Linked DNA regions of Mus musculus: all the other regions are linked to region 2. The links are chromatin loops, found by intact Hi-C in ENCODE. Cell type or tissue: left cerebral cortex. All regions are shown on one strand. Region 1 overlaps Dyrk1a (dual-specificity tyrosine-(Y)-phosphorylation regulated kinase 1a). Region 2 holds the start of Vps26c (VPS26 endosomal protein sorting factor C). Region 3 holds the start of Pigp (phosphatidylinositol glycan anchor biosynthesis, class P).

The links. A loop is a pair of places that touch in the nucleus more often than their neighbours do. Peaks named below come from ENCODE experiments on the same cell type or tissue, not always from the same donor. Only the 100,000 strongest peaks of a DNase experiment are listed, where the experiment ranks them.
Region 1: a loop joins it to region 2, with 2.5 times the contacts of the local background. A loop is called at or near these places in 19 of 42 quality-filtered maps.
Region 3: a loop joins it to region 2, with 10 times the contacts of the local background. A loop is called at or near these places in 5 of 42 quality-filtered maps.

The regions. Positions count from the first base shown.
Region 1 is chr16:94,615,423-94,623,422 of GRCm38, forward strand. The region is part of intron 2 of Dyrk1a (dual-specificity tyrosine-(Y)-phosphorylation regulated kinase 1a); the gene reads left to right. Among named protein-coding and RNA genes, the nearest start is that of Dyrk1a, 49 kb to the left of the region's middle. In left cerebral cortex, CTCF peaks have their summits at 1,813 (motif pointing left) and 3,297 (motif pointing left); DNase peaks (open chromatin) are centred at 3,288 and 3,621; H3K27ac peaks cover 868 bases.
Region 2 is chr16:94,523,007-94,531,006 of GRCm38, forward strand. Vps26c (VPS26 endosomal protein sorting factor C) reads right to left here and starts at 3,623. Exons shown (of 8, transcript NM_007834.3): 1 at 3,332-3,623. The coding sequence starts at 3,388. Gm31323 (a long non-coding RNA gene) reads left to right here. Exons shown (of 5, transcript XR_876278.2): 5 at 1-326. In left cerebral cortex, no CTCF peak of the experiment used is centred here; DNase peaks (open chromatin) are centred at 3,070 and 3,814; H3K4me3 peaks cover 2,821 bases; H3K27ac peaks cover 2,350 bases.
Region 3 is chr16:94,366,922-94,374,921 of GRCm38, forward strand. Pigp (phosphatidylinositol glycan anchor biosynthesis, class P) reads right to left here and starts at 3,629. Exons shown (of 5, transcript NM_001159618.1): 1 at 3,445-3,629; 2 at 3,168-3,271; 3 at 640-712. The coding sequence starts at 3,509. It overlaps Ttc3 (tetratricopeptide repeat domain 3), which reads left to right and starts at 3,818. Exons shown (of 46, transcript NM_009441.2): 1 at 3,818-3,940. In left cerebral cortex, CTCF peaks have their summits at 3,538 and 4,909; DNase peaks (open chromatin) are centred at 2,922, 3,384, 3,764, 4,402 and 2 more places; H3K4me3 peaks cover 4,563 bases; H3K27ac peaks cover 2,802 bases.

The sequences.
Region 1 (8,000 bases), 92 kb after region 2:
TCCCGTCTCCCCCCCTCCCCCAGTGCACCCCCTCCTCCCAGCCTCTGCCAGTGTCAGTTGAGATCATATTGAATACATTTATGATGGTGAGCTTGGGTAGCATGCGTTTGATGTTACTATTGACTACTGTCCCATCATTGAGTGACCTACTGTCACTTTGTGAGGTACAACCAATTTAAGCTTATCCCTGACTAGCTTATAAATAAATGAGACTCAGACTATAGCTATTTTATTTGGCTTTTGACAATTACTAGGGGGGTAACCTCTAATGTTCTCTTCTAACTGCTGGCCTGGCTACCTCCCCAGCAGTGAATCCCAGACACTTGTTGTTTCTCCTGGCCCTGTGCTCATGGTTCCTCTCCCCTCATGGCGGCTTCCTCCTTCTACCCTGTCCTTTTCCCTCCTCCTCCTTCCTCTCTCTCCCCCCCGCCAGGTCACTCCAAACTCACCTACCTCTAGTAACCCCAGTAATTGGCTATGGCCAATTTTATTTAACTAATAGTTTTAAATCAAAACAAAAAATTGTAAGCATGAGAACTCCCTCGCAAGCCTAGATCTTTGGGTATAGAATTTAGCATTACAATACATAGCAGACAAACCAAATCTCACCAACTTTGTCACGTGGGTAGGTCTAGATTACTTGGAAATAACTTAAATGGTCTTAGGGATGGATTAGTTGTGGCATGTGCTTCTTTGAACCTTTTTTATTTATCATGTGCATTTCCTAGTTTAAGTTCGATATTGCTTATTCACAGTTTCCCCCTACCCCACCTTTTTGGGTCAGGGTTGTTTTGTTATATAGCCCTAGCCATCTGGAACGTCATTTGTAGACCAGGATTGGTCTAGTACTCACAGACATCCCCTTCCCACCCCTCCCCTGCCTCTGCCTTTGGAGTTCCGGAATTACATATTTGTCACCATGCTTAGCTGTTCTTTAGATTTATTTCATATGTATGAGTGTTCTGCCTGCATGTGTGCCTCTGTACCATCTGTATGCCTGGTCAGTTCAGAGGACAGAAGAGGACATTGGATCCCCTGGGACTGGAGTTACAGGTGGTTGTGAACCACTATTTGGGTGCTGGGAATCAAATCTGGGCCCTGTGCAAGAAAAACAAGTGTTCTTAACCACTGAGCTAACTCTGCAGCCTCCAGCTGTTTTTTAAATTAATATTCTCAGTTTTACAAATGACTAACAGGTATTGAAGAGCATGTAGCTCAGGTCATGTGATTTGGAACACTCTAAAGCTCTCACTAATGTAAGTCACATAAGCTCTCACTTTCCAGCATTAGGCTTTCCTGGGGTCTCTGGTGGCAGTGTTGTTGCAGGGAGTGCTGTATCGGGTTGGCAGGGAGAGCACTGTCTGGAGCATGAGGTGCAGCGTCTGCTCAGCTGTTTCAGATACACAGAAGGTGAAAAGTCATGGCGGCTCCTTTTCCTGCGTTACAGGCCAGGGCTGTGCTTAGAACCCTTTGCTCCACGTGTGTCTGCAGGGTCTCCAGGAGAGCTGCCATCTTACCAGAGTTCATGCACAAGCCGCTCTCATGGTCTGCTGCATGCACTCTTCAGGGTCTGGTCCTCATTATTTGCCATTTCTTTTCAGGTCTTGTTTTGTGATTTTAGCTTTTATTTTCTAAGCAGAAGCAATGCTGATTGTGTCATGTGCATACACAGTATAAAGTTTTTTATGAAATATAGTATAAAATAAAAATATGAGGGCTGGAGATATGGATCAGTGGTTAAGAGCTCTGACTGCTCTTCCAAAGGTCCTGAGTTCAAATCCCAGCAACCACATGGTGGCTCACAACCATCTGTAATGAGATCTGACGCCCTCTTCTGGTGTGTCTGAAGACAGCTACAGTGTACTTACATATAATAAATAAATCTTTAAAAATATCTGAACACAGACACGTAGTAAGACCTCTACTAAATTTAGAAAAAAGCAGATGTTTACTTTCATTACATGTTTAAAATGACGTTATCTATGTGTGGGTATGCTCTTCTGCCACAGTGTGCCCGTGGACGTCAGAAGATCACGTGCCTTAGCCAGTTCTTCACTACAGTGTGGGTTTTGGGGAAATTCCATTTTACTGGTCCTTATAGCGTTTTATTTTTATTTTAAGGCCAATTTGTAAATGTCTGTCTAGTTAGGTGTCTTCTTTTTTTTGTGATAAAATATGATGACCAAAAGGAGCTTGGGGAGGAATGAGCTTATTTTAGCTTACAGTTTCACATCGTAGTCTATCAATGAAGGAAGTCAGGAACCACCTGAAGCAGAAGCAGTGGTGAAATGTGCTTGCTGCTGTACTTGTTTAGTTTGCTTTCTTAAGCCATCCAGGATGACCTCCCTAGGGGTGGCCCCACCCACAGTGGGCTAGGTCCCCCTCCTTCAGTCAGTAATCAAGACAGTACTCCACAGATTGGTCTTTTAGACCAGTCTTACAGAGGCATTTTCTATATTAGCATCCCCTCTTCTCAGATATGTCTGGTTGTATCAAGTTGACAAATACCGACCAGCCCATTGTACACCTAAGAGAGTGAGGGCCTGGCGAAGTGAGTCCGCTCTTTGAGAAGGCACTGGTGTGATTCCCACCCAGAGCTCCAGTTCTAGTGGATCTGGCACTTCATCTGGCCTTGGTAGGCACCAGACACACATGAATATGCACATACACATACAAAATACTGTGAGGGTTCTACAGAGTTACAGCTTAACATAGGTACTTCCTTTTTCCTCTAAAAGTGGGCAGAAAACACCTAGATGGGTAAAACCTCCAATGCCATAAACGCATCTACGATACTTGGTGGAAAACAGTAGAGAGAAGTGGGTAGGAGCAATGTAGTAACTATCACAGTGGTGTGGTATCAGGGTTTGTGCAGAAGAAAGGAAGCACAGTGGGCTTAATAAGAATCCCAAGAGTTCCAAGTTTACCAGCAAAGACTCCCACAGAAGCATATCATGCGAGTCTGAGAATATCAGAGAAGCCAACAAAGTGTGTATGCGTTTCCTGATTCCCAAAACCAGTTAAAGCTGCCTTTCTGGCCAAAGCAGAGACTATTGTAAATAGACTCCAATTGAGCAGTTGTGGAATCATCTTGGACAAAAGAAAGGAAAATTGGGGAAGATGAAAATACAGGAGATCTTATTTATTTTAATCTATATTTTGACCTCCTTCCTGAGAACAGGAGAGAGAGAGAATGCTTCCTGAGGACAGAATCCCAGCCTCCCGGGAGTGTTTTACGTCTGCTGTGTGGAGGTCAGAGGACAGCGGTCAGGAGTAGGTTCTCTACTGCCACCTTGTGGGATGCAGGGATCAAACTCAGATGGTTTGCACTCACTGAGCCATCTCGCTGTTCCCTCATAGCAGTACATTTTATATAACGCTGTATAGATTTACCGTTTTCGCAAAGATTATCAGACAAGTATGCAGATTCCTCACTGGTGTAGAGGTCAGCGTCGGCACTGCCACCTTTGTTGCTGCTGCTTTTGTTGTTGTTGTTGTTGTTATTGTTATTTTGACGTAGGTTTTTGATTGCATCCAAGCTCAGGATGGCTTGGAACCCCAAATCTTCAGCCTTGGTATGTGAAGTGCTGGATTTATCGATGCTAGCTGTCATGCTGACTGCAGAGATGCTTAGTGCTTAAGAGCACATAATGAATTGGCTGCAGCCCACAACACCCACACGACAGCTCACAATCACTTTAACTGTAATTCCAGAACCTACATGGACATCAGGCACATACATGGTATACATACATACATACATACATGCAGACAAAACACTCATATATATAAAATAAAATAAAAATAATCTTTAAAACCGTTTAAAAAGGAAAAACTGAATAACAGAGCATTACGTAGATAGTTAAAAAAAACACAGCAGAAAAAAATGCCTGCTGACCTGATGTCTTAGAGAAAGCCCAGAGAATCTGTAGGATTGATGGAGGAAAGAAAAGAGGGAAAACCCCCACCTAGGTGCTGGAGGTTTAGGTGAGTTGACAGAGTGACTGCTCATTGTGAGTGAGGCTGCGCTGCGCTGTGCCCAGCAGGCCAGCCGAGCTGTGCTGGAGCACTTGGAGGAGCAGGCAAGAAGAGCAGAGGGCCAGAAGCCTGTCATCCTCAGCCAACCTGGGATGCACGGTACCCTGTGTCAGGGAAACAGATGAAAAAGTCCCTGCCTCGAATAAATAAATGGTGCAAAAAAGAGGTTTGAACTTTAGAATGAAAATTTCTTTAGATAAGCAGGTAGTTAATTGCATGCAGAAAAATGTTACAACTCAACAAAACTAAATTTCAAAGTATATACCCTAAACATTCCAGAGAAAGTAATAGTTACTGAAGAAAGGCAGAGAAGTTTCATCATACAGCAACAAGAATAATGCAAGGATATTTCCTGAAGTGGAACAGTTTTGCCTGTGTATCAGGGGGTATAGTGGCTATTCCTGGTTGTCAACTTGAGTACATCCAGAATGAACTGCAATCCAGAATTGGAAGGCTCACCTGTGATCCTGATCTTGAGGCTGGGAGATAGAAGCTTCTGACCTGGATCTTGGCACGGAGATCTTGAGGCACAGTGGCTATGAATCCCAGAAGACTAAGGCAAGGAGATCTCTGAGTTCAAGGTCATCTGGGACAAAGCAAGTCACAGATCCAGGCATGGTGGTACACACCTTTAACCTGGGCCACACCTTTTGCTGGAGACCTACATGAGGTCATTGGAAGAAGGAAGATTCACTCAAGAATTCTTCTGCTTGCATTTACTTGCCAGCACATCTGTTGGAATCTACCAGCTGAAACAAGTAGCCTTGAGGGACTGAGTAACTGGTAGACGATTGGACTTCCTATCCACAGCTGCCCATTATTCGTTGGACTACAGACTAAGCAGAATTACCGTAATCAGAGAAACTCTGCGAGGACTAAGAGAACAGCTTCTTCACTTGTTTGTTGAACAGGAAGCAGAGATGTCGGAACAGAAAGTTTTAAATACTACCCACCTGACTTTGACCCATCAAAGATCCCAAAACTCAAGTTACCCAAGGACCGGCAGTATGTGGTATGGCTGATGGCCCCCTTCAACATGAGGTGTAAGACATGTGGAAAAGACATCTACAAGGGGAAGAAGTTCAGTGCACAAAAGGAAACAGTCCAGAATGAGGCACTGTTGGAGTTTATCAAAAGACCCTTACTCACAGGATCACAGAGACCGCCGCCATTGCTGCAAAATGCATGAGGATTTTTATTGATCCAACATGTTGGGGACTCCTCTTTCATCACACAGGCCAGAGGAGAGACCCAAAACAGAGAAAGAACACACTTTTTATACCTTTGTAAGGGGCAGATTTGAGCAACAAGGTTCTCATTGGTGTAGCAAGTAACCCTTTCAGGCATTGGTTGGTTTGTATAGTGACTCAGTAACCCTTTGGCCTAGTCCCTCACTTTGCTTGCCCCCAACGTGGGTTATTATGATTTGGTCAGCAAAGTAATAGTACATTTTGAACTTATGAATCAGCTATTAACGTCACAGCTATTAACGTCACAGCTATTAACGTCACAGCTATTAACGTCACAGCTATTAACGTCAGGGGGATGTCGGGGATTCTCGCAACAAGGTCTTTGTCAGAATTCAGTGTGGGGTGGGGGGCAGGAGAATTGCTAATCTTGTTATGGTTATTTCTTTGAGAATAGCTAATATTATTTTGGTAGCTGCAGGTTTAATCATTTTGACTGCTAAAACTATGTTTTTACATTTGTTTAGTCAGCCAGCTTCCTTATCTGGCCCTGCACTTGGCCTGCTAGTACAGTTTGGAAAGTCCTTTTCGAAGGGGGAATGTACTGGGTGGTCTTGAATTCATTTCGGATATTACAGCACAGGCTTCCATTCTCTGCTGTAGAGAGGAACAGGATGGGGAGTTTGTTCAGAGAGAAGAAATAAAGTCTTGACTGCCATGTAGTTATTGACAAGGAGTAAAAGAGTGTCACTTCAATTTAGATGCAGGTGGGGCAGGTTTTTATTGTTTTTCTGTGGGGAATTCTTAGGCCATATGTGTCCCTCAGACACATAAGAAACAAAAGAAATAGACAGGATTCGGTGTAGGAATAGTAAAACCATGCAGTGATAGCCATGGAAACCAGAGTGCGAAAGTTGACACTGACAGAATAATGTAACAGTGACCCAGGCTCAGCAGTGCACAGTCCCTGAGAGCACCACCTAGGGAGGGAGGGCCCTGTATTAATTAATGGTTTTTATGGCCCCTCCCAGTAGGCCCTGTGCTACCTATTCACATATGGGGCTAGCAGTTTCTTAAATTTCTCCCCCCCCATAGCCCCACAAAAGATACTCTTTAATCACCATCCCCCCAGTTCCATCCTACCAAATAGTATCCTTGTCTGAGTCACCTTAAATTTCTTGTTTGTATGAGAAACTGATAGATCTTGTCAAATTACATATAGTGCTCTACATTTTATTCTTCATGTTTCCAGTTCAAAATCATGTCATGTACGTAACTGGGAGTTTTTGATAAACTGTAGCTGTCACATTAGCAGTGAAGTTTGCATGGACTGCTGTGTACTCGGCAGGCACTGAAGCTCTGCTCCCTCAGCCCGAGCTCTGTGCTTGTGCCCGTACCTGTGGCTTGGGATTGGAATGCCGATTTATTAATTGAGGGTTTATAAGGCAAAAAAATGACTGGGTGAAGACTTTTTGGAACAAAGCTGAAAAGTTAGCATGTTGTTTTGAATGCCAATGCACTTGAACTGCTTTTTTGGCATTCATTTTGGAATGAATAAAACAAAGATATTTTGAGTTATGAGAATTTTTAGTTGACATATACTTAAAATAAATACTTGATGCTATGCCTGGCTTCATAAAGTGAACCATCTTTGTGACTGTAAATTCCTTATCTTCTTGAGGGGAAGCTGCTGCTTGTTGCTGTTTTACTTTAAACTTATCATCTGGAATACATTGTATGAGCATAAAAGTAACATTTGTGACTTGTACACTTGCTGATCTCATAAGTTCTTATGTCCTGGTGCACCTGTAATCACGCTACACCAGTTGGATGTGTTCCATTAAGAACCATTTCAGTTCAGGCTGGACTTGGATATAAAGAGTTCACCCATGCCCCTCACATACAGAGTGTATGGTCTTACTGTTTGGTGGCTGTGTTATCACTTGCTCTATATGCATTGAACCATTACTGTATATCAAGAACTATTATTTGTTTATTATTTATGTAGTAGCCTATTTTCTCTTGTTAGCTCACACCAGGTCTCACGCTGGCACACAGGCTGGGCTGACCTGCTTCTGACCGCATGCTGGGTTACTTGTTCCCCTGGGTATTTACCTGCCGGTTGTTTTCATGGCGCCACACTGCCTGGGAGCTTTATGCTCTTTCTTTCTTTTTCCTGGAATGGATAAGGTCCCGCAATAACAGCTGAACATAACAGGTTTACAGGTCTGTTGAACAAATTAGAATAAAACCATTAGCAATCTGTTGATGGTGATGACATTTTATTTTCCCTAATATATTTTCTCATGTAAAGAGATCTCTAAGCAGCTGGCCAGTGCTGGAGTATGCCTTTAATCCCAACACTTGGGAGGCAGAGGTAGGTAGATCTCTGTGAGTTCCAAGACAGCCAGGGCTATACAGTAAACTTTTTGGGGTGGGTTGGGGGCAGAGGGAATCCCTGAGGCTTTATAACTATTTTTTGATGTGATAAGGTACAGTAGCTTGCCAGTTTGGCTTTTTGTTTTTTGTTTTGTTTTGTTTTTGTTTTTTTGTTTTCTTCGAGACAGGGTTTCTCTGTGTATCCCTGGCTGTCCTGGAACTCACTCTGTAGACCAGGCTGGCCTCGAACTCAGAAATTCGCCTGCCTCTGCCTCCTGAGCGCTTGGATTAAAGGCGTGCGCCACCATCGCCCGGCCTCAGTTTGGCTTTTGTTCGTAGAAATAATCACTGTTTGAAACAGGAACATGTTTTCTTAAATAGTCAAATCAGAGTTTG
Region 2 (8,000 bases):
TCACAGAGAAGACTTATGACAATAAAAGAATTACCGAGGTCATATAAAATGTACAGTATGTTTATAGCTATTGACTATGACTAAATTATCATAAACATTCCCATTTTATTGTCTTTTTTTCTAGCATTTCTAATGCTGTCAAAAATCTAACATTCCTAAATCCTGCATTGTAATTCTGCTCATAAAATTTTCCTAACATTTAAAATATTAAAATTAGAAATTATTATATTAGGGGAAAATTAGATATTTCTAAGTAACCTGTGTTTAAAAAAAAAAAATCAGGGGGCTGGTGAGATGGCTCAGTGGGTAAGAGCACCCAACTGCTCTTCCGAAGGTCCGGAGTTCAAATCCCAGCAACCACATGGTGGCTCACAACCATCCATAACGAGATCTGACTCCCTCTTCTGGAGTGTCTGAAGACAGCTACAGTGTACTTACATATAATAAATAAATCTTTAAAAAAAAAAATCATACTGGTCCCAGCACTCAGGAAGCACAGGCAGGTAGAGCTCTGTGAGTTTGAGGTCAGCCTGGTTCAGAGCTATATAGAGACCCTATCTAAAAACAAAACAAAACAATCCCCAAACTCACCCCCTAAAAAGAAAATACTGATGAAGTCATAAGACATGTAAGTTGTTCAATCTACAAATTTGATTAGCAAATCCTTCTGAAACCCATGTGGGACACAAGGACTGCTCTGGAGTCCACAGAGATGACTGAACTGCAGTCTCTTCATGTCCCTGGAGAAACGCCAGGTCAGAGTTTAGGTGGGTGGTCTGATCCTCCTACCACCAGTCCATTCCCTATCCTGGGTCCCTGACCTTTCCAGCAGATCCTGGTGAGTGACGTGGGCTTGCACTGGAGTAAATCACTACTAAAAAACATTTACTGGGGATGTCTGGATTTTAAAGAGGAGGCTGAAACTTAATAAGCTAAACAGTCAAGCCACAAAGGTTTTTAAAAGATTAAGCCAAGGAAAACAGAAGATAACAAAGTCAGCCCACTAAAGCCTCTCCACGTAAACGGTGCACAGTCCCACTGGGGACTCATTTTCTAACCCTCCTGATCCCGGAGCTGGGATGGCTCTTCCTGGAGGAAGCTAGCTTTCTACATCCCACTCCACAGACACCCCCATCCAGCACTTGGCCATCTTTCACGTCACCTGACAAGGACAGTGTGTGGCCTATGGGTACAGCAGAGCTATTCAGCCATAGAAACAAGCATGCTCCAACAGTCATGGATACTGAAAACATGCTGTGTCAAAGAAGCCAGTCAGAAAGGGCCACAACCAGGAGGACTCTTGTCCTGTGAAAGGCTACAACAGGCAGATCCTGTGGCATATGTGTGATCTCCTGGGGCTGGGGGCAGGGAAGGAGGAGTAACAGCTATCAAGTACGGGGGCTTTTTTGGAGTTGGTGACAACCTTCTAAACTTAGTGGGGATGGATGCACAGCACTATAAATACACTAAAACCACTAGATTAGCTGTTTTAATGGGCTGGTTTTTGCTGTATCCAAATTATATCTCTAACATCTGTGTGTATATATAAATTATATCCCTACAAAACTATTTTTTTTTTTAAGATTTATTTATTTATTATATGTAAGTACACTGTAGCTGTCCAGAAGAGGGAGTCAGATCTTGTTACAGATGGTTGTGAGCCACCATGTGGTTGCTGGGATTTGAACTCCGGACCTTCCGAAGAGCAGTCAGTGCTCTTACCCACTGAGCCATCTCACCAGCCCCCTCCTACAAAACTATTAACCAAGAAAAAAGTCATGTCGCTTTCCATTGGCCTCAGAACTGTTACTATTTTGCTACATTTACTTTTGTTCTGTATACACATGCGGAAACTTATACACACCACATCTAGCGGTTAAGGTTACCATGGCAAAGGTCAGCATATGAAAGGGCTCCCTTGTGACTAAGACACACCGAGAAATTCAACACAGACACAATTGTTTGACAAACGCTTTGCACTGCATTCTGGTCCTTGCCTTTAGTGTCTTTCATTTTAAACAATTTTACTGGCCGGGCATGGTGGCACACGCCTTTAATCCCAGCACTTGTGAGGCAGAGGCAGGTGAATTTCTGAGTTCGAGGCCAGCCTGGTCTACAGAGTGAGTTCCAGGACAGCCAGGGGTACACAGAGAAACCGTCTCGGAAAAAAACAAAACAAACAAACAAAAAAAACCCCAACAATTTTACTGACTTACCATTTAAAACGATTTATTTCAAATTATGTTATACACTGTGTCTGTGAGTGCAGTCCAATCAGACCAGAAGTGTGAGATTCCCTGCAGTTGGGAGTTACAGGGAGTTGTGAATGGTCTGACATGGCAGCTGAGAACTGGACCCTCCGAAGATCAGTGGATTCATCTCTCCAGCCCTTATCTTATGGCCCCTGGGCTCGTATCAAACTCAATATGCAGCTAAGGATGATCATAATGTTCTGACCCTGTCTTAAGTGGTAAGATTACAGACACCCACCACCACGTCTGATTTTATGCGGTACTGGCAACTATTTTACAATCTGAGCCACTTCCCCTGGCCTCCAATTGCTTTTCATGAAACTGACAGCTTTAATATGGCAGTGGTTTGACAGTGTGCCTCAACTGAGGCAGGATAGATCGTTTCCTTTATGAACTAACTAAATACTTTCGCAGTGATCTAGCATAAGTGAGTTTCCACTTTCTTAGTGCATCTTGCCAGAGTACAGTCGCTTTTATAAGGGGTGATGGCAACTTGGTGTTTGGGATTTTGTTTTGTGGGGGAGGGGTCTTTGAATGATGTCTACTAGACAAATCACGAATATAGCTTCCTGTGTGGTGAGGATGGAAGTGGGGTGGCTCACTGGAATCTTTTTAAAATAATCAGGTTTCTAGCCTTTAGCGTCCATTTAAGATGTTCACCTGGGATGTTTTTCCCTTTCAACACCACGCTGCATTTGTATCCACTGAACTGTGTGCAGAAGCTAGCTGTGACTCCACGGCTGCTGTGCTGGTGTCTCCGGAGGTAGAGACAGGGCGATTGCATTCTACAACTAGGGTAATGGATCCTGCCGCGGTGAGAGGCTTACAAGAGAACTCTGCTTTAGGATTGACCACAGCCTGGAGCACACATGTCTGTTCTGAAAGCTCTTCTGCAGAAAGGGGCGTTTGTCATCTGCTCTTCACCCCCAGAGCGACAGCTCGAGCCCGCCGCCCGCCCGCCTGCCGCCGGCCCCCAGCCCCACACTGGACAGGACCGCAGGGCACGCCCATCTAGCGTCGGGGCCGCGCGAGCCGTGCTGGAGACCGCAGAGCTTGAAGCCCAACACCCCTCCACTTACCCCGGCGTGATACACTTTATTCGCTCTTTTAATCTTGATGTCCAGAGTGGTCCCCATCTCAGATTATCCGCAAAGGCCGCAACTTCCGGCCACTCGTGACCCGGTTGCCCCGCCCCCTACGAACCCGCCCCTCCGGCGCCTTCCGCAGTGGTGGCACGTGACCGGCTTTCGCGCCACACCTCACACACCTCCCTCCTTCGGGCACAGGGCGTGGCTTAGCGCGGACAGGGGCACGAAACCCACACGCGCGCGCGCGCGCGCGCGCGAACACACACACACACACTTCCGGAACGCGGGAGTGTGCTCTCTGTTCTCCCGGCGTGCCCCGCGGCGGGGGCGAGGCCGCTTCGCAGCGTTTTTTTTACACAGGAAGGCTGCCTTCCCGTCGGGCTGTGCGGCGCGAAAGGCTGCGTTTCGGAGGTGGGTTTCCGGAAGTGATAGCAGGAACGTGTCCCCTCCTGTCATCCGCTTCCTCCATCCCTGTAGCCGCGTCTGCTGCCAGATGTTCTGAGGCGCCACCGCCAGTATCCTCCGGGCGGACGAGTCCGTGCCAACCGCAGGGGCGTGGCCCCGCGCTTGCGACCTGCTGGGCGCTGATTGGTGGAGGGCCGCAGCTACGCCCCCTCAGGCCACGCCCACGACGCAGAGCCAAGGTTTCGGGAAGCGCGAGGTGACCTCGCTCTGCGGCTGCTCGCGGCTCCGCGGCCGCGGAGGCTTCTGGGTACTCCCCAGGCGCCAGCTCTGGAAGTGGTCTTGGTGTTCTGTGGGGTATCCGGGCGGGCGGGCGCGCGAGCGGGAAGGTTGGAGTCGAAGCGGAAACGGACCTGCGTACCCCTTTCTCCCTCCAGCAGCCTGCCGCAGTGGACGCCGAACTTTAGGGGGGATATTGCGGTTAGCCAGCATGCTAGTTACTGAATTGTGTAAACTGACTCTTCCGATAAGCAAGTCAAATCTTGATGTTTTTGTTACGTAAAATGATGTGAAGAAATGGTATTTGTTGAATTCCTTGATTATTATTTTCTTAAATATATATCACTTTTAGGATAACAAATTTCTCTGTAAAGTGGTTTCGTGAATGACTCTAGGTGTTTTGAAGCCGAGAACGATGTACGACGGCTGCAATTGCTTTTGAAGGTTAAGATAAAATGTTTCTCAGTATCCACAGCTCTATTTTCAGCTCCCATCTCTACCCTTAGGACTTACCCGTGTGACCTACAGACTTTCCTAGCAATTCTAAAAAAATCATGTGGGACACAGCTTAGATATTTGGAAGACACAAATTCAGTGCAGGAAAGAAAAAGAAAAGCCTTTCCTTCCATATATGGCTTTACAGAGTCTTGTTCCTCCAGGGACGATGTACCTGATTTCCTCTTTGAAAATTGCACACATGGTTAAGGAAGGCTGGTCTACTGTGAAGAGCGCTCCTTCCAGGAACTACCAGTGTTTATTGAGTGCAAAGGCCGTCCTACAAGAATCAAAAGTCCACTTTCCACAAACACTGTTCTTTTAAAGTCTTTCCATCCCTTAATCTCATGTTAAATAAGTTTGATTTTGTCACTTTAAGCTACTGAATATCAGACTGTCAAATTGACAGTCTTGTGGCTCAAGTGGGACACTAGGTCTTTTGTGAGGGTAATAAATGGAAGTTGTGGTTCTGGTGTGGAAGTAAGGTGAGCATCCCAATAGAGAACAGCTGGAGTTCTCAGAGTTGATCCCTGCTTTTCTGCATACTGCGGTGTCTGACAACGTTCATGGATAACGGGGAGGCTAGTAGAGCCTTCTCCCCAGACATTTGAATGGGAGATAGTTCCCAGCTTGTCTTTCTCTGTCAACCCTACTGCCAGCATCCAAGAAGTATCCCCAGGAAAATGCTGTTCCCTCAAGATGGTTAAAGACAACTTATCTTCATGGGGTTCTCTTGAGCTAATGAGATAGCTTAGTGACTAAAAGTACTTGCCACCACATCTGATAACAACCTGGGTTCCATCACTGGTAAAAGAACCAATTGCCACCAGTTGTCCTCCGACTGCCATGTGTGCACCCCGATTGTGTGTGTGTGTGTGTGTGTGTGTGTGTGTGTGTGTGTTCTTGTGACCAGTCTACAGTACCATCCCTACTTGGTCATCTTCTCTCTTGAAACACAAGAATGAGCAAGCATGGTGATGAATCAGACTCTTCTGCCTATGGGCACTACCGATGTGATGCCTACGGATGATGATCCTCCCATACCGGATCACTTTCCACCACCAGACCACAAAGCCCGTGCACCTGTGTTCCTTACTGGGCCATCTTGTGTAGACCACGCAGAGGGAGAATTCAGGAAAATTGGTGGAAGCAGAATTAGAAATATATGTCTTTTATTAAATGCTGGGAAATAACCCCTCAAATAGGCATCTTTCTTTAATTGAAAACTGGAATACGATGTGCATATTAGTCTTAAAGTTTTTATGTCACGGATGTTTTGTCCACATGTATATCTGTGTGCGCTCATGGAGGCCTTGAGAGCATCCGATCTGGAACCAGAGTTACAGTTCTGAGCCATTGTGGCTGCTGTGAATCAAACTGGGGTGCTCTACAAAAACAGCCAGCGCTTTAATACACTGACCCATCTCTCTAGCCCTTAGTTTCTTCTGTCACTGTTATGATGAAAGAGGGTTTATTGTGGCTCAGAGTTTGAGGGTATAGTCCATCATGGTATGGGAGTCACGGTAGCTAGAGCTTGAGGAAGATGGATGCTGGTACTTGGCTGGCTGCTTTCTATGTATCCCAGAACTCCATCCTGTGTACTGTGCCACCCACACTTAAGGGGAATCTTCTCAATTAGTCTAGAAAATTCCTCACAGACTTGCACAGAGATTCTTCTCCAAGATAATCCTGGAATCCAGTCACGTTTACAGTAGTGACCATTACACTAGTGTCCAGTAATTGGCTTCCTTGCAATTCCAGGACAACAGCAACAGTCCCACTGGGCCTTTTTAATGGGTTCTCTCCCTTGGTCCTCCTATGGACTGAAGGACAGGATCCCTGAGCTGCTGGTAAGAGAGTCTCAGCAGCTCTTCAAATCTTGCCTTTAACTGAACTCAGTTGTCCCCAGGACCATGCCACCTTTTCAAAGGCATCCTGTGTCTGAGGACTGATGCACTCAGGATATGCAGACCATTCCTTTTCCCCAATTCAGGACCACTGTGAAGGACTAGTCAGGTCCAGAGCTACCATCAAGTGTACCATAACAAGTTACTCAGTAGTTTAAAACAGCACACATTTGTAGTGTTGTAATACATGTGGGCCAGTCACAACTAGATGACTCTGGCCCAAGGTCTATAGTAATTTGGGCCAAGATGTTAGACATGGCTACAAACTTATGATTTGGGAACGTTATGTTTTCACGGGGGCTTAAAAAGAATAACCTCTGTGCTTGCAAGTGTATGCCTGTCCAAATGGGGTGTCCAAGGCACCATCTTAGAAGATGAAACCTAAGCCTCACCAGATGCCAAACCTGGAAGAACCTTGATCTTGGACTTCTCACCCTTCAGAACCTAGAGAAAGAAACTATATCCACGTAAGCAGATGGAAGACGATGCATCTTTGAAAAAAAAAAAAGTCAAACTCTGTATATTGCAGACACTTTAACAAGAATTTTAGCCAACTAGCCATCAAGACTACATTCTCAAATATATTAGGGCAAGGAACAAATAATACAAAACTAAAAGATTACCAAGTGTAAGCAACTCTATTGAGAAATCCATGCCCATTCCAGTGTATACAATACAGTCTTTTCCTTAAGCCTGTCTTTAATGCCAAGTCTTAAATCTATATCAAAAGTATTTCTTAAATATATAATATTTTTACTCTCTGAGGATTTCATATACACATGCAATGTATTTTGAGCATATTCACCCCACATTCTTTGCCTAACTCCTCTCCTCTTTTTGTACACACACATACATAAATATGTAAGCATACATATTCATGTTCTCCCATCAAGTCCAACTTGTGCTGCCCATGTACTACTTATGGATGTGGGCCAATCTCCTGGAGCATAGTTGACCTACCAGGGTCCCTTCTCTTAAGAAAACTGACTCTTCCTCTCAGAAGCCATCAGCTGTCAAGAGCTCCTCAGCCCCATGCTGCAATGTTTGTTGGCTAGCTTGGTCTTGTGCAGCAACCACAGCTGCTGTGAGTTCAAGTGTATGGTGGTCCTGCATTTCCAGAAGAGACTTTCACTCTGGTCCTCCTGACCTCTGGATCTTAAAATCTTTCTGCCCCCTCTCCTCTTCTGCAATTGTCCTGCGCCTTAGGGGAAGGGAGTGTGATAGAGATGTCCCATTTGTGACTGAGCACTCCACACACATCAAAGGTATTTCTTAACCCCAATTCTGCTTTGTTAACAAATAATCGTGACTAGGTGACTTAGCTGGCAACGTGCTCTACTAACCAAACGTGAGGAACTGAGTTCAGTCCCAGAGCCCATATGAAGAAACAGGGAGAGCTGTGTTTATTCTTAACCCCAAAGCTGGGAAGGAGAAACAGGAAGATTCCAGAGGCGTGTGGGCCAGCTCGCCTAGATCACTTGGTGAGCTCCAGGCCAGTGAGAAATCCCATCTCACAGTGAAGTAACCATAGATGAAAAGCACTTGACCTCCAGCACCAGAATTTGCACAAACACAGG
Region 3 (8,000 bases), 160 kb before region 2:
GAAGCATGTCCTAAAATTTTGTTAATATCTTACCTACTATCCCATTTTGTATGCTTATACCTTTAAAAGATTTTCCGGCAACAGTATAATTTTAGCATGATTTTAGGAGGAAACGGAGATAAATGTTTGCCCCACCACCTTTAATTAGTGATATATTAATAACCTTTAGGGTATGGCTGTTGGGGTGTGGCTCACTAGTTAAAGCACTTGCCACTCAAGTGTGTGGACCTGGGTCTGGATTCTCAGACCCAGTTATGTGCTGAGCTTATGTGGCAGGCCAGCTGTAAGTTTGGTACTCAGAGGCAGACACAGGGAATTCTGGAACAAGTCGGCTAGTCAGACTAGCTGTACTATAGAGCTCTGGGCTCAATGTCACCCTCAAGAAAGACTCCTGACATCAACTTTGAGGCACTACATGCACGTGCAAATATGTTCACCTACACATACAACGTGGGCACGCACATGTGAATACCCCCACTACCCTCCCCCAGTACAAAAATAAAAGCAACATTCAATTTCAACACAGATACTCATGGATTTTAAAAGCCATAAGGATTTAAGGCTTGGGTTTTAGAGAAGAGTATTACCCTGCAAAACAATATCAGTTTTACCTCCCCATTGAAGAAATATTAAACTTACTTTTGAGGCCAGTAAGTTAAGCCTAAGGAGTTTAACCAAGATTCGGGAACGAAAGCCCACACAAGATAAAGTACTGCAGGGTAGAGGGTAAGGGGAGAGAGAAGACATGTTAGTGAGGCATGGTCTAGTCTGTAAGGTTCATATACAATAAAGATGCTCCCCAAAGGCCTGCCTCACTCTCTCAAAATTCAGGATCTGTAGCTCCTTATTTGTACCAGTCTTAGAATACTTACCATAATTACCATATTAACACGTTTTTAGTGTCTTAGCTTTTATACTGTACTTTAAAAAGTCTAAGGCTACCACCCAGCACTCCCAGAGACTAAACCACCAACAGAGAGTTTACATGGAGGGATCCATGGGTCCAGATAAGTATCCTGCAGAGATTGGCCTTATCCGACATGATTAGGAGGGAAGGTCCTTGGTCCTGTGGAGGCTTGATGCCCCAGCATAGGGGGATGCTAGAGTGGTGAGGCAGGAGTGGGTGAGTGGGTGGGGGAGCACCCTCATAGAGGCAAAGGGGAGGGGAGAGAGGAGGGATGGGATGGGGGATTTGTGGAGGGGTAACGGGGAAGGGGGATATCATTTGAATTGTAAGCAAATTTAATGATAATTTAAAAAAAGTCTATGGACATATTTCTTAGGAACTTATTGCTAGAATTTGCTCCTGCATTTTACATGCTCATTGTTTCTCCATAGGGAAGAAGTAATTACTTAAGAAGTAGTTGCTTAAAGGGAACTTGTCACCTCTGGTTCTGACTGTCTATGTACAATCTTCTTTCTACCAATACCCAGTCTTGTAGGCTCCTTTTCTGCTGTCTCCGTGTTTTAACAATAGATTCTAAACTTCTCCACATGGACTAACTCGTTTAATCCTCAAAACAGTCCTGAGACGCACATGTATATTTTTATACACAAGAAAGGACTCATTTGTACAAAGGAAGTGGTGGAGACAGGTTTCAGGCTACATCAGCAGTGGTGGGTTTTGTCTTAAGAATGAAGTGTTACAGAGCTTTGTATGCCAAGACTGGAATACAGTAACTCCTGAAGAGATGGTTTGTGCTTTCTGTAAGCTTCTGGTGCCGAACAAAGATGCTTACAGAGATCTTTTCCTTTCTGCATGGTAAGTTGTAGTATTAAAAGATAGCACACAGCAGCACAGCACATGAGGAGGGCTCTTCCTGCTCCTTAATCTCCTCCACCCTATCCCTGTTTTGCTTCCTGGATATGTTTTACTTATCTGTCGTCTCCAAGTATGCAGAAAGCTCAAATGAAGGCAGACAAGGTTTGGTTATTTTACCTTTCCCTGGCCTCTAACACTGTCTGATACATAGTAAGTGCTCAGTAAATTCTTCAATTAGGTTTTGGTTTATCTAACATGCTTGTAGATTCCAATCCTTAAAATCCTCTTTGAATAGTAATTTATAGAAATAAAGGGCAGCTAATGTTTATTAAGCAGCTTCTTTGCATAAATTACCCAAGTTAATACAAGAGTCAAAGGACTTCAGTAGAGTGAAGTCTGCCAGTATACCTGTTCTAATTCCAGTCCTGTTGCTATTTGGCTTTGATCAAGTTACTTAAATTCAGTATTCCCATCTTTAAACTGAGGAAGCAAGGCAGCACCTACTTCACAGGTTCACTTCATGCAAAACACAAAGCTCTCAGGCCAAACAATGATTCCACGAAAGAGCCAGTAACTGTAGCTTCTTCATCCCACTACACTACAGCTAAGCTAGTACTTTTCACTTAAGAATTGGGAAGGATACCTCCACATAGACATTCTGATTTCTATCAAGGACCAGGTTGGATTGTGGGCATTCAATTTTCTACCACTTGATTGCCTCATATCTTCCAAACTATTTGAAGAGGGACTTTGGTTCTGTTTGTTGAGTTGGTCATATTAAGTTTGTTTTTGTTCTTTGTTTTTGTTTTGTTTTGTTTTGTAAGCCTCAGTGGCCTCATCTACAAAATGGAACATTGTGGGCATTAATGCAGATCCCAGACGTTAAGGGTACATTCTTACACCTGACTTCTCTGGCCCATTATCTTCACTCTTCAGCTACAGCATGCTATCCTGGAGCTATAAGCATCTCACTTCCAAACCTTCACAGGCCTTCACTCAGAGACTCTATCCATGGTCCTTCCTGACTTATTCTGATAGAACTGCCAGGGAGTGGCCTGGAGGTAGCTAACCCCAATTTCTAAACCTTCCAAGGCTCTTCCAGGGCACTCATCATGCTCTCTGAACTGTGGGTTTACTATGCTTCTCCACATGACTATGACCTCAAGGATTGGGGCCAGGTTTTATTCACATTAGCATCAAGCCTAGTGCTAAATAAATATTGGAGAGTTCATCTAGAACTGCATACATAAACTGAGCAAACAAACGGTACCCCTTTTAGGACTCGTGAAGAGACACAGGTAGAAAGAATCAACAGTTCATGTGTGTACGTTCTAAGGACAAACACATTATTTCCTGGTTCTCAATACCATTAAGGGCCTTGGCCATCCATCATTCCAGTACTTACTGAAGCCAAATTGTGAGCTTAGGAAAAGAACAAAGCCATAAATCGCTCTTTCTGGCAATGGCGACGGTGAATTTTCCACCATCTTCCCTGTGGCTTTAGACAATCTGTGGAAAAGGAACACAATCGTCGTCAGACATCTCCCCCCGCCCCCCTTCACCAATGGTCTGTTACATAATCTCATCGCTTGCTGCGGACACAGCCACTGCGGATGTTCGCGCGCGCGCGCCACTGCAGCTGAGGGGGCGGCGGGAGCGCGCGCTGCGGGGAAAATGCGCACCTCGGACCCTCTGAGGCGAGGAAGGGGCCCGGGCTGGACAGAGGCCCCGAGTCCTGCCCTCTCATGATGGGCCCTGTCCCAGCCTTCGTGAGGCTCAGAGGAAACAGGAGGCCCGGGACCTTGAGTCCTGCGAGCACCGACGCCCACCCGTCCCCACCCTTCAGCCCCACTCAGTCCAATGCGCAGGCGCGGCTCAGCTACCCCCGCAGCGTGGGCGGAAATTAAAAAAAAAAAAAAACCTGAGGAAAAGCAGAGGCTGGCAGGCGCCCCCGCCGCTTGGCGCAGGCGCACCGCGACCGCAGCGAGGGGGCTAGCACGGTCTCACCACCCACCCCACCGAGCTGAGGGGGCGACGCGGCGACTGCGCATGCGCACCCTAAGCCACGTGACCCGCCCGCCTCAGGAGCCGCGGAGCGTTCGCTCTGCGGGTCTGGTTGACGTGGAGGGCCGGAGGCGTCGGCAGCCCGCGTCTGAGGCTCGCGGGCTGCGGGCCCGGGTGAGTGCAGACCCTGCGCGCGGCGGGGCTCACGGAAGCGTCTGCGCGTCCCGCCGCAGCCGAGATGCCCGGGCATCGGGGCGCTCCACACCTCCCTCCGTGGGTGTGTGGTGAGTGTGGGTGTGCGCGTCGCCGCGCGTCTCGCCGAGCGCCCGCGCGCTGAGGGGGTGTGGCCGCCCTTGCCCTTGTGGGTGTGTTCCCTTTGTCCAGTGACCCTCGGGCGTCCTTAACGGTAGAAGGGGGGTCTTTTGTGTGCGCGTCGCCTGGCGTGCGGGTGACATCCCGGGTCAGGTACCCGTTCCCGCGTTCCGAGCGCTCGGGGACGCGCCTCTGGGTCTGCGGCTGGCCCGCTTTGTTCCTACGCTCTCCCTTCCCTACGACGGCGTGGGCGTCCTTCTCATCCTCTGAGGATGGTGGTTCCCCTCCCACCTTTGTCACTGCCTTCCCTGTGGTGTGCGCGCCCCCTCCTCAGCACCCGCGCGCGCCCGCCCACCCGCCGCTGCGGCAGGCTGCAGTGGCAGGCGCGCGCGTGCGTCCTCGAGGGTCCCCAAAGGTGCGCTGTGTAGGGGCCCTGTGGCGTGCGCGGGGTTGGAATTGCGGTGACGCGCGTGCGCGCTGCCCCTGGTCTGTGTGTGCGCGCCTCTCCCCCCCACCCCCACCCCCGTTTCTGGGAGGACCCGGGAGGGACGCAGAGCTGCCCCCCACCCCACCTCCCCACCTGCAGCCTTTTCCTACGCCTGCGCAGGGCTGCTGCTCCGCAGTGCTGGCGACGTCACTGAGGCCTGGGCTGCCATCTCCTATTGGGGAGGGGACAGACTAGGGGGGTGGGGGGACAAAGGACCAAAATGAAGCCGAGGGTGTGTCGGTACCACTGCACGGTACCTTTCTCAGAAGCTTGTAGTTTCCAGACGTCCTTCAGTTTGCAAATTCTTTCCACCGTTTGTGCTTGTGCCTCTCACCAGGCGATGGCTAACACTGGGTATTGCAGGGTGTTTATAGCAGCCTTTTAAAGCTCTGGACTCTGGCGAGGGATCAAGGGAACAGGGTTGAAATCATACAGGTTTTACTGCTCTCTCCGGGGCAGTTTTCTCACAACCACAGCTCTAGTTAGAACACGTTCTTTCAAGAAATGTGTATTTTATTTTAAGAAAAATGGGTTTGTTATACGGTAAAACTCTCCTAGGGATTCAATTGCCACTACTGTGCTTGTCAGGGGTTTGTGCTTTGCGCTCAAGGGCTGCGGATTGTCTTTCTCTCCTGCTCGGTTTTCTTATTGTTGCTTAATTTTCCTTTTTTCTCTTTTAATTTCTGGAATACTTAGAGATTAAACACAGGTAGATCTAACCAAATCAGGCCATTTTGTTTGTTATATATTTATTTTTTTGCCAAATTTACTTCAGATTCTCCAAAACAAACAAAAACAAAAACAAACAAAAAAAAGCTTAAACATTTTTGGAGATGCTGAGAGTTTGAGCCCCTCCTTACCTAGAGATAGCCACTGTGTTCAGGTTTGTGTGTATCATTTCCATGCATAACTTATAATTTGGTAATGGTGAATATATAAACAATACATAGTATTTGTTTTTAACCAAAGTGATATAAAATTGTGACTTTTTGCAACTTGCTTTTTCACTCAGCATCACGTTTTGAGATTTATATATGAATAAATCGAATAATTGTACTTTCTTTGAATTATTATAAATGTTGGTATAGCACTGCATTGTACTCATTTTGATGGACTTTGGAATTGTTTATAGTCTTTACTCTTTAAAACGGTCCTGCAATAAATATCTCTGTACCTGTTTGCTGTGCACACTTTTGGAGTTTCTCTAGGACATACCCTTAAGCATAATTTTGCTGGGTAGTAGAATATATACATCTTCCACTTAACCAGATATGATAGAAACGTTCAAAGTGGTTGTACCAGTTTTAATGGTCACTGATATGGAGAACACCCATTTCCTCACATGCTTGCTAACAAACTTTTTTTTCCTCTTTTTACTGACCATCTTATTTATGACTTTAGCTTTCTGCTAAATTTGCTTAAAAGACTGCCTTTTGTCTAGCCATGTGACAGCAAATGGGTTAAACTCTCACAGCTGGTTGGTTCGGTCTTTAATGATTTTGGTCCTCATAACATTCATTGAAATGAACAGTTATGTTATCTAATGTTGCTTTGGCTGATGTAAAGATAAGATTTCATGGTATGTTATATGTACCTCCCACACAGCAAGTGAACTGATAGAATTAAAAACACTTTAAAGGTATGATGTTTTTCTTTAAATCCTTTCCTCTTTGATGTAGTACTTGATATATTCAGAATACATGTAACTTATTTATTGACAAACTGTGAAGTAAAACAAATGAACACTTACAAGTCTACCAGTGGGACCAAGAATCAACCTAACCAGTATTGAATATTTCACTTTCAGAGGTGATTATCCTGAATTCATGTTATTCTTGTATTTTAAACATTTTTATCAGATTTTTGTGTATCATTTAGCACTGAATTGTGTGTATAGCTTCTGTGTTTGAGTAAAGCACATTATTCTGGGTATAGTCTTCTGAAACTTACTTTCACTAAATGCTGTGTTTCTAAGTAACTAATACTCCGTAGAGATGTAAGCCATTAATTCTTTACTGCTTGTGTAACGATGGATGAATATAATGCGGTTTACTTCTGTTTCTGTTGGTGGGCATTTTGACTGTTCTGTTTTCCCATAGAAATGTAACCAGCACACCCACTTGGAAGAACTATGGTATAGCTGCAAGTAGGAAAGCAAAAGAATAGTTTAAAATGCTGGAAAGGCCTCTTTTAATTCTAGCACTTCCTCTGTCCACTTATATAGAAAGTGGTATAATTTGTTTTTTTCTGTTAATTTTTAGTGTTTCTAATTACTTTTATTCAACTCAATTGTGTGATAAAACTAGCTATAATACCTACAAAGGTTTGACACCTATTTACTTGTGTGGGTATATGTGCCATGGCACATGCAGGGAGCCTGGAGGACACATGTGGATTGGGGATTGGGCTCTGGTTGTCAGGTTTGGTGGCAAGCACTCCTACCCACTGAGCCAACCTGCTGGCCTAGTTATGTATTTGGAAAAACCATAGTTTTACTTTAAAATGTCCTTTTGATACTCTAGAAATTTATCCTTTGCAATGCTGAACTCTTTCAGATATCGTTAGTAGCTCGAGGGAATTACATAAGTTTCAAAAGCATCTTTAGTGCTTTGTGAATAGATTGGAGTACCCAGCATCATGAGTTATTTAGTAGGAGTGGAACTGCTGGTTTTTAGGGGTATGAATGTTCAACTTTATAAAATGATTTCAAACTGGATCTGAAGTGTTAGTACCAGCTTGTGTTTTTACTTAATAGTTTTGTCAGTTTCTATACTTTGATCAGCGTTATATGAGAGTTTTAGGCAACCTGCAGCCTGTTAAACACTTGTTATCTTAGATCTCTTTGTATTTGCCAGTAGTGCAACATGGTGCATCATTGTGGTTAAAATTTGCATTTATTAATGAGATTGAGACTCTTCACATAGCGTCAGGTGTTTCCCTTGTGTGGAAAACATGGCCCTGTTTTTTCACCTACTTTTAAAGAATACTGAATTGTCTTTTTAAGCTGACAAACTGGGAGCACTTTTTATTAAATGTGCATTGAAAAAACTCAGAGCATGTGACACAAGTTTTCAACCACTAAACTACATTGTACAGCCCAATTCTTAATTTTAATATCCAATGAAAATGTCCCCTGCTTTGGACATACTAAGATGTCCACTGTGTTTCTTTTTAGACATTTTTTAAATGATGCATTTCTCACTTAAATTCATAATCCACCTGTAATCAGTTTTTGTGTATGCTGTGAGCTAGTGACTCATTCATCTTGTCACCTTCTCTGTTGTATATATTGAATTTGACTTCTGTTTACCAGAGTTGTAGCATCTCACTTGCCTGCTGAGTGTTTCTGTGTATGGATCTGTTTCTGGCTTGTCTTTTTGTCACCTCATCTTTATCTGTTGGTACCTATTCTTTCTTAGTTATTACCACTGTAGC